Linked DNA regions of Homo sapiens: region 1 is linked to region 2. Evidence: chromatin contacts called from ENCODE Hi-C or POLR2A ChIA-PET data. All regions are on one chromosome and are shown on one strand. The core of a region is the stretch at or near the end of the contact, and the rest is flanking DNA. Distances in the headings are between cores, read along the strand shown.

What was found. Hi-C counts contacts between places; a loop is a spot of excess contacts on that map. ChIA-PET counts read pairs that join two places held with the same protein, here RNA polymerase II (POLR2A). Pooled maps may share reads with other maps.
Region 1: a loop to region 2 is called in a pooled map, with 2.2 times the contacts of the local background. The contact joins two enhancer-like sites. A Hi-C loop is called at or near these places in 3 of 168 maps with a recorded cell type or tissue (endothelial cell of hepatic sinusoid, gastrocnemius medialis and psoas muscle) and 3 of 50 pooled maps. POLR2A ChIA-PET finds 5 or more read pairs at or near these places in 2 of 52 experiments (BJ and Caco-2).

Annotation. Positions count from the first base shown.
Region 1 is chr2:47,306,547-47,311,731 of GRCh38, reverse strand. The region is part of intron 3 of EPCAM-DT (EPCAM divergent transcript); the gene reads left to right. Among named protein-coding and RNA genes, the nearest start is that of BCYRN1, 26 kb to the left of the region's middle. RefSeq lists enhancers at 611-680, 1,941-2,130. Within about 2 kb of position 1,396, at least 26 of the 41 ENCODE cell types and tissues checked have a DNase peak (open chromatin) inside an H3K27ac peak, as active enhancers do.
Region 2 is chr2:47,235,095-47,240,016 of GRCh38, reverse strand. The region is part of intron 3 of EPCAM-DT (EPCAM divergent transcript); the gene reads left to right. LOC124907763 (a long non-coding RNA gene) reads right to left here. Exons shown (of 2, transcript XR_007086311.1): 2 at 12-1,284. Among named protein-coding and RNA genes, the nearest start is that of CALM2, 61 kb to the right of the region's middle. RefSeq lists an enhancer at 600-1,354. Within about 2 kb of position 2,396, at least 4 of the 41 ENCODE cell types and tissues checked have a DNase peak (open chromatin) inside an H3K27ac peak, as active enhancers do.

The sequences.
Region 1 (5,185 bases), core at 147-2,646, 73 kb before region 2:
GCCCCCATGATTCAATTATCTCCCACCGGGTCCCTCCCACAACACGTGGGAATTATGGAAGCTACAATTCAAGATGAGATTTGGGTAGGGACACAGCCAAACCATATCAGGGAATAATAAAGCCATAACCTCCTGAAGGGGGTGGGTGTGATGCCCTCCTGAGCCCCTGCAGCTAGAGCATCTGTGACGCACTGCCCAGCTAGTCTGGGCAGGAGCAATGTGTTGGAGTTTGTGCACATGTGTGTGTGCTGGGCGTGCGATGAGCACCCTGCCACACATGTGGGAGCTCAGATGCCACACTCTTCCAGAGCTGTGCCACAGTTTGACTGATCTGTGACTGCAACCGCTCCAGCAAAGCTGGACTCTTGGGGAAAGAATTTTCTCTTCCCAAGCTTGCTGTGTGGGCCCGTGGGGAGACACACAATTGCCTTTGTCATTTGTTCTTCCTGTGTGGGGACAAAAGCCCTTTCACTTGCTGTGGAATGTACAAGAAGTTCTGTGCCGAAGGGCTGCCAGGCGCTGGCCTGGAATCCGACAAACAAGGAGGAGTTGGGGAGATGGCCGTTTCAGCCTGAGGCCCCCCACCTCCTGGTCCTGCCATGCATCTGTGTGGTCGGGGACTGCCAAGAGGGTCCCCACCGTCTGCTTCTTCACCACTGTGTGCACCTGCATCACTGCCACAACCCTGTCTTAATCATGGCCTGAGACACTGCAGCCTGCCACAGGCGGGCACTGTGCCAGGCATGGGTTTTGTCAACTCATTCAACCCTCCCAACGAATGCTGTTATTCCCACTTTGCAGCAGAGGGAACTGACCTTCAGAAGGGAGGGTCTGGGAGGACAGTGCTGAGACTGAAACAGAGGGGCTGGGACATGGTAGGAGGAACAGGACACCACAACCCCTCACCCTGCACTCACAGCTCTAGGGCAGAATGGAGCCTCAACCCTGGGTGTTTATGCTGTGAGCTGAAGTTTAAGCAAAACAAAAATAGAGAACTTAGGTGGGGTTGGGGTGGGGGTAGAACCCGCCAACACGAAACGTCATCGTGGTACAAGTGGCCTTTTCTCATTGCTATTTACATCCCCGGGTGTTTCTATCAGCCCAGAGCCAGAGACTCACCACAGAGCAACCTGTTGCCAGAATGCTGTGGGGGCTGCGCTATTTTAGGAGCAAAGTTTTCCCAGGTGGCTATATTGTCTGCATTTTTCTCACCAGGGTAGGACAATTCATAGAGCCACTAAAGCCAACCACAGTGTTGAACTCTGCTCTAATTTTAAAATGTAAATGAGCAAGCACCAATGGGAAGTGGCCAGGAGCAGACCAGGGCAATCAGCTCCCAGGGGAGCCCCAAGCGTCAACTCCCAGGTAGGGGGTAAGGGTGAGGCCTGCTGGGTGGGGAGTGGACTAATACAGAGGGCTGGGAAAGAAATGTGTGTGTCTAAAAGCAATTTGCATTAGGCCTTTCAGAGCCCAAGTCTGTGGGTTGGCTTGCACAATCTTGCAATCTTACAAGCAAGAGAGGAAGAAAGGAGAGAGGGGAGCCAGGGGAGAAGGGTGTGGGGATCAGACAGGCTTTTGTATGTGATCTTGTTTAAGCAAGACTCTTATCAAAGAGTAATCCTAAACTTTGCGCTTTCTTATCACCCAGCTCCCTGGGGAATGGGTAGGTGACTTTTGAGTTCCACAAGGGAGGATTAATTGCCTGTTAGAGATCAGAGCTCCAAGTAAGCAGATAAGGTTGATAGAGGTGGGTGGGGTGTGGTGGTTTACTTATGTCCCGTGGAGATGTTCTTTGCTCTTATTATCTAGATTCACGTTTTCTGTGCACAAGCCGAACACTGAGGGCTGAGGAGAAAGCTGCCGTCTAGTGAACAGAGCAGCATTGGAGGGTGTGCCTGCTCTGTGCCCCATGCTGCAGATGCTGAGCAGGGGTTGGGATATCAAAGAATGAAGGAATGAGCCATGCTGCACTGTTCAAGAAGGTCCAGTTCTGTGGTGGTTGTGTGAATACAGGACATTCTTTTCTTTCTTTTTTCTTTTTTTTAGACTGGGTCTCATTCTGTCACCCAGGCTAGAGCGCAGTGGCAAGATCCTCAGGCTTCCATAACAACTGTGAAAGTACTGACTGAGTAGTTAAGTTAAATATTAAAAGCTGAAAGGGCCAGTGCCCTTATACAAAGACTGGAATGTAACAAAAGCCCACCAAGAGTTTTGCCTAGGCCTTTCCTGGGCCTTAAAGCGTGACAAAATAATGGAGGAATTCTTAACAGGATCCATTTAGGATTAAACAAATTTTATTGGGGGTCTGAAGAGACTCCCCAGGCCTCCACAGACAAGTTTATTGGGGTCCTGAAGGAACTCCCCAAACGTCTGTGATTTAGCAGGAGACAAGAGTAATCAGCTGGGCACAGTGGCTCATGCCTGTAATCCCAGCACTTTGGGAGGCTGAGGCGGGTGGATCATCTGGGTGGATCACCTGAGGTCAGGAGTTTGAGACCAGCCTGGCCAACATGGTGAAACCCCGTCTCTACTAAAAATACAAAAACTAACTGGGCGTGCTGGTGCACACCTGTAGTCCCAGCTACTCGGCAGGCTGAGGTGGGAGGATCACCTAAGCCTGGAAGGTCAAGACTGCAGTGAGCTGTGATCGTGCCACTGCACTCCAACCTGAGTGACAGCAAGACACGGTCTCCAAAAATAAAAAATGAAAAAAAAAATTTAAAAAGTTTAGTGAGGAAAGAGTGTAACAATTGTTGTGTATCAGTTCTCCACATGTCTCCAAAATTTGGCTCCAGAATTCTGACTTTCAGTTGAGGCTAGAAGGTGGCAGGATAAGCCGGGCATGGTGGCTCACACCTGTAATCCCAGCACTTTGGGAGGCCGAGGTGGGTGGATCATGAGGTCACGAGTTCGAGACCAGCCCGGCCAAGATGGTGAAACACCGTCTCTACTAAAAACACAAAAATTAGCTCGGCATGGTGGCATGTGCCTGTAATCTCAGCTACTCAGGAGGCTGAGGCAGGAGAATCGCTTGAACCCGGGAGGCGGAGGTTGCAGTGAGCCGAGATCGTGCCATTGCACTCCAGCCTGGGTGACAGAGCGAGACTCCATCTCAAAAAAAAAAAAAAAAAAAAAAAAAGAGAAGGTGGCAGGGTATAGCCTTATGTCCTTGTGGGGTCACTTTGAGGGATTGAGGGAGGAAGTCTTTGCCCATGAGAGTAAAGGGAGAAGCTTCCGGGAGAAGCTCATGAGTCAGGAGCTGGTGGAGGGGCTGGGATCCACAGGCCTCTGAAAAACACCTTGTACACGAAGGAAATATATCAAGCTGTTTTAAAAGATTATCTCAATTTCGTAATTATGGATTATTTTATTTTCTTCCTGTGCTTTTCAGGATTTTCTTAATCTTCTACAGTGAAAAATAACCAGAAGAAACTTTTTTTTTTTTTTTTTTTTAAGAAAAGAGCAGCACTTTTTGGAGTAAGAGGAAAGCAGTACTGAGTTCACAACTGCTACTAGAAGGAAGCTGGTCAGGGAGGGGACTCAGACAAGGTGCTGCAAGTCCCAGTCTTAATGTAAAGCAAATCTTAATGGAGAGAGGTTCTCTTTGTGGAGGCCAGGGAAGCTCCATCAAGCAGCCTGTGTAGGCAGTCCTGACTGTTGAATACTGATGTAGTGTGGAAATTAAGAGGATTCAGGAGTCATACAGAACTGGGTTCAAATTCTCACTGTACGGCCGGGCGTGGTGGCTCATGCCTGTAATCCAAGCACTTTGGGAGGTCCTGGTGGGCAGATCACTTGAGGTCAGGAGTTCAAAACCAGCCTGGCCAACATGGTAAAACACCGTCTCTACTAAAAATACAAAAATTAGCCGGGCATGGTGGTGCATGCCTGTAATCCCAGCTACTCGGGAGGCTGAGGCAGGAGAATTGTTGAACCCAGGAGGTAGAAGTTGCAGTGAGCTGAGATCGCATCACTGCACTCCAGGCTGGGTAACAGAGGGAGACTCTGTCTAAAAAAATAAAAAAATAAAAAATTCTCACTGTACAGTTGACGATTTGTGTGTCCTTGGCAGACCATCTACCATCTCCAAGCCTCAGCTTCCTCACTTGCCACAACATTGCAATATCTTTTAAGGTAGCAAATACTCAATAAATGCTAGCTATCCTTATCATGGAGATTTAGCCTTTCAAACATCCCAGGGATAGGAAATTGCAAAAAGATTCTGAGCCTCCACCATGGGTATTTCACTAGCCTTGTCAACCAAACAAAACCAGAAGGGAACAGGTTGCAGGCAGGCTTGCAGGGAGATGGAAGCCTCAGTTCCATGAGGTCACTCAGCTATACACAAGCTGTATTCCAATGTTGCACTTTTACATTCCATTCTGAATGTCAAATTCTCTGGGTAAAGTTTGTGGTCCAAAAGCTCTAATTAGGTGAAGGCAGAATAATGGTAAACATTTTCACAGTGTACTTATATCAACAACCTGCCTGGCATAGAGGAGAAGAAAACATGTGTCACCCTCTCTAAACATCCTCACTGGTGTTAATCAGGGGCTCTAGTTGGCTCAATGCCAGGCCTAATTGGGCAGAATTTCACTGCCCAGCTCTGGGACTAGCACAACATGTTGCTTTATTTTTCTTTCCTTTTTTTTTTTTTTTTTTTTTTTTTTGGAGACAGTCTCAATCTGTCACCCAAGCTGGAGTGCAGTGGTGCAATTATGGCTCACTGCAGTCTCAACCTTCCAGCTTAAGTGATCCTCCTGCCTCAGCCTCCCAAGTAACTGGGACTGCAGGAATGCATCCCTGCGCCCAGCTAATTTTTAAATTATTTTGTAGAGACAGAGTATTACTGTGTTGCCTAGGCTGATCTGAAACTCCTAGGCTCAAGAGATCTTCCTACCTCAGCCTCCCAAGGTATCGTGATTACAGGCGTGAGCCACCGTGCCTGGCCACAATGTGTTGTTTCATTGCTACTGGGCTCTACTGATGTTAATAATAAATTGCTTCAGAGCTTTCCACGTTTTTGCTTGTATCTTTGTTCTCGGTGTTTTATCTCTACTCAGAGACCAGACCATCCTTGTTACCCTTAGCTTGCTGTATTTACCTGTTCTTTCTCCCCTAGTGGCATTTTCCAGGCATGTTGAAGTAGTGGGTGGTGAGTAAGGAACCATTCGCAATTGGGCCC
Region 2 (4,922 bases), core at 1,147-3,646:
CACAACAGCAGTTTTTCCCCTTTGCAGAAACCACTCTTTATTTTGGCAAACACTGGGTACTCAAAGCAATTTGCCTTTTGTCTAAACTGAAAGCAGAGATGTTGTTGGGCCTGAGGTGGATTTCTAATCTTTCCCTGCCTCTGACTAAGGACCAGTGGCCCTTGTCCTGGATGAAGTTATCGCAGGGGTCTGGGAGAGAAAGACCAAATGTGCACATGGCATCAGCCCTGCCCCCAGGAGGAGCTGGAGTGGGGTCCTGTGTGTTGACACTCAATGGCTGAGACTTAGATCAGCCATTACTGCAGACAGAGTCGCTTCTTTTTTAACACTGTGGCAGGAACCAAAGCGCAGGTTCATGCAGCTCAAAGGCAGCAGGGGCTGGAGTTCAGGGAATCTGGTTTTTAATGGGGCCCCAGAACAGGTCTGCAGCACTGGCTTCCTGGGAGTTTGAGAGCTGGGAGCCCTCCACCCAGCACCACACCCCTCCTCCCAGCCCCCTCGCCTGCTGCATTGCACCACTGATTTAGTGAAGACATCATCCTCACCCCCTTCTCAGAGCTGCTCGCTGCTCTGTTCTGACAATTACACTAGCTGCTGCAGAGAAGTGCTCATCCCCACCGACATATGGCTTTTTAAAGTGATAAATTGCATTAGCAAATTTCTTATTAGCTCTGCTGTCAGGAGGGATCTCCTGCCATGTTAGCTTGCTGAGGCTGATGCATAACTTCCTGACCGTTAATTACCATGCCAAGGGCTAAAGGGACTCAGCAGCGGGTAGGTGGATAAGTGGAGGTCCTGTTCTCTCTTCCCCTCTCCATGGGAGGTCAGGAAGGCTTGGCTCAATGGCCCTTAAACTGTCTTTGGTCTGGTTCTGCAGTGAGCTCTAGCCTTTAGGCTCCTGATCTTCGTGGGTAGGGCACAGGATACTCAGATACCATCTGGGCTGCTTGGGGTTGGGTTTTCCCTCAGGTCCTTCAGGACTTGGCAGCTTGAATCTGCACAGCATCTCTTTTGGAGCTGGATGTTCAAGACAAACCCTGGACTGGGTCCTAGAAAGGTGCTCTAGCCTCTCTTTGGGGGTTCAAGGCCAGTGATCCTCCTCATTCCTCCTCTTCTCATGCCAAACAGCTTGAAGAGCCTCCTCCCCGAAGGTGACATCATGTCTCTTGCTTAGGTCTTTTCTTGGTGGCTCTCCAAGGAACTGCATATTCAGGATGTTCAATCCCAACTTCCATGGACTCAGGCTCTCCTTTTATACAAGAAATTGCATAAAACTCAAAGTCACTGGGGAGCAAAAATGAAAAGAGAAACATTTTAATTTCTTGTTTTACCTACTACACAAAATGAGTAACCATTTTGAGGGTCTCTGACTTCTTTGAGAATCAGACAAAAAAAATTGATCCTCATCCCCAGTAAAAATGCACATACAAATTTGTGCATTCAGTTTCAGAGTCTTTCCAGTCTCTCTGCAGCCCATTTATGAATCCACGTTTTATAGGTGCCCTTTCCAACACCCTCTGACTGCCCCCCCTCCCCCGACCCCAACCCCCACCTCAAGCAGCTGATCCCTGGGAACTGACCATATCAGCGGCCTCCTGCCACAAGAAATGAGTTAGTCTGAAGCAGCAGAACCAGCTCCCCAGGGCAACCCAGGGCACAGTTTGGGTGAAGTCCACTAGAGGCAATTGCATTATTTCTTGAGTTACATTAGACATGGTGAGACAGAAATGTGCTCAGCGTGGCAATGACTTTGTGGCCAGGTCTACATTAACTACTCATTCTGAGAAACCAGTTCTTGTGGCTGGGAGGCTCCTGTAGTAGCATTTTCTTGTCCTGGTGTGCTCCTGCTGAGAAGGGAGGTGAGGGAGGAGGAGGAGGAGACTGCAGCAGAAAAAGAAAAGATTCTGAAATGGGTGCGGGGGAGGGTATGTGTGTGTGGAGAAAGGCAGAGAGAGGGGGTGGGGACGAGAACTGAATTCTTCATTATTCAGCCTAAGGATGCTTTAGATGGAATCTGAAAAATTTGTGAGGATGAATTTGCACTCTTTAAAACACGTGGCCTCAAGTTCTGTCTCATCTTGAGCTTTGGCTAGGAGTGATGCTCTGCTCTGTAAAATCAGAAAAACACTCTCCTTTCTTGTCACTTCTAGGCTAGGGTATAAGAAATGCCCAAAGGAGGATGGAAAAGTGGAAGGAGGTTCTCTAAGTGAATGAGGTGGTCACAAAGTTATTCGCTATCACCCCAAATTGTTTCCATGACTCCCTGGCGGAAGCAAGAGAGAACTACTGCAATAAGACCAGGCCCAGCACGGGTTTTTTGGAGGGATGGAAGGCGCTGATAACCAGCCCAACACAAATTGCCTCTTTCTCTGAACTTCGGGAGCGTGTGTTGCCTTTGGCTTAGGTCCCAGCGCAGCCTCTGCACTACAGCCCAACCAGGGCCTGTCCTCATCAGCCCCCTCTCCCTCCTACCTCCAGGTTGGTGCAGTCATGAAGAAGCTGGGCTCTTGCTGCAATCCTAGCCTAGCATTTCCCTGCCACGTTTCCCAAGTGTCCTTCCAGGACTGACCTGCTTGCCATCCCCTGTAGGCTCCAGCCCATTTGCTCCAGTCCTGATGTTTGGCTCATTTTTTTTTTTTTTAATACAGACAAGGTCTCATTTTGTTGCCCATGCTGGTCTCGAACTCCTGGGCTCAAGCAATTCTCTTGTGCCGGCCTCCCAACATGCTGGGATTATAGGCGTGGGCCACTGTTCCCGGCCCCAGCTCATTTTTGAGGAGGGGAGTACTTGGACTTTCTAGGTCTCTGCCTCAGCCCTTTTTGTTTCTCCAGCTCCCATGGTCCAGAGGCTGGGGCATGAGAAACCACCTTGCCAGCACCCGACCTACTCCTACTTCATTCTCAGGACAAACAGCAATCTAGCCACTGATGGGGAAAATAGCAGAGATGTTAAAAGGGCTCAAGATTCTGTGACTCAGATGACTTGTGCTGACTTAGTTTTTCTGAGGACTCATCAGGTCAGGGTTTAGCTATGTCTTCTCCCTGCCCATGGAGGACTGTCCTAGAGATAGATGGCCCTGCAACAGAGGGGTTGGTTCAGAGAAAGAGGGACCCTGTTGGCTGCCAAGAGGATGAAATTCTGCAATGGCTCATGGGTGAAGGGAAAGGAATCTGTCCCTAAAAATGTTCTCTAAACATCTGCCATCTGTCCTGTGTGGCCTTGGCATTTCCTCCTTGCCAGCTCTGGGACCTGGGACTACTCCCTCTGGCTGCCCCATGCTGTGCCTCTCACTGCTTATTCCCTCTGGAATCAGCTCAGGCTTTGTCTGATGTCCAGGGCTCTTTGCCTGGCTGTTGAGGAAGAGCAGCCTCTGTGGCCCAGGAATGTCATCGCATGGGACATTGTTCTCTAAGAACTTAACTTACTTTCAGGAAAGGGTTTGAAATGGGAGAAATTGACTATCTCCCCCAACTCCCTGTCCTGAGACCCCTATATCCTTACCAACTGTAGCTCCATGGAGAGGAGAGGAAACAAGAATTCACAGAAGTAAATGACCATCACAGCCCCCAAAAACACAGCCAAGGCCTAATTCCAAAGCCCTTCTCTGCTCACTGTATTAGGCTTCCTCCAGCAGTCCTGAGTCCTCTCTCAGCGGGGCGATCCTTCTCACCCCTGGAGATATTGTTCAGAAGCACATACGTGCCTGATGGGGTCAGGGCTTTCTCTTTGAGGAAAAAGGTTTAAGTTGGTATGGGAGGATGCAGAAAGCTCTCTGAGTTCCAACACTCCGGCCCAGAAAGTACCCTATCCTGCTGTTCACAGGGTGATCACCCCAATATTACCATTTCTGCCTAGATGGGAGGCAGGAGAACCATCTCTTCTGTAAAGCAAGAACTCTGAAAATGCCCTGACACCAAGTTCCCCCAGTATTTCTCCCAAACCCCAGGAAAGAAAACTGTGGTGCCCACCTCAGCCTCCCAAAGTGCTAGGATTACAGGCGTGAGCCACTGTGCCTGGCCTTGAGCTGAGTATTGAACAATAAAATTCCAACTTCACCTTGGCCTGTAAGTCTTCCTGTCCTCCTTCACTCCCTGCCCAGCCCATTCTGCTCTGAACAAACTCAATCTCATGTTTCTCCAGCCCACTCAACTGGTTCCTGCCTCAGGTCTTTGCAAGTGCCTGCGCCTCCTTCTGAAATGCCCTTCCTCATATCTGCTCATGTCTGGCCCATCACCTTTCAGGTCCCAGGTCAAATGTCATCTCTTCCAAGAGGGCTTTCCCTTTTGTCCCTACTCAAGCAGCTTCACCTCCCCCATCGCTGTCTGTCCCATTTCTATATTTTTGTTTTGTCAGAGCACCTATGACTACGGGAAATTATCTTTTATTTATGTATTTGCTTACTAGACGACTGTGTCTCTCCACTGTTCCCTCCTCCATTGCTCCGTGAGATGAGACCCTTGTCCTGTTCATTGCTGTTTCCCCAGTGCCCAGAAAGATACCTGGCTCACAGTAAAGGTGTGTAATCCATATTTGTTGATATCATGGGGAATTATTACGATCTGGAGGCCAGAGCCAGAGAGCCCATGGGGTGGAAGAGGGAAAGAGGACACTTGGCCCCACCCTTTTCACTATCCTTCTAAAGCTAAGTGGATAAAGTCCAAATGTGTTATCTGGACATGCAGAGCCCCAGTCCATCCACCTTCCTAGGTTTATTTCCTGCCAGCCCCTTTGGTCCTCCATTGAATGTGCCAGCCTCTCCAAACTGCTAAATGGTCCTGATGGTTCAAAGTTCTTTCACATGTATTCTTTGCACATGTTCCTGCTGGAATGCCATCAGTTTGGGCAATTAGCAGTTATGGTATCTCCTTTTGGAGTGACGGTGAGGATTAAACGTTGTAGTACAGAATAAGCTCCTAGCACA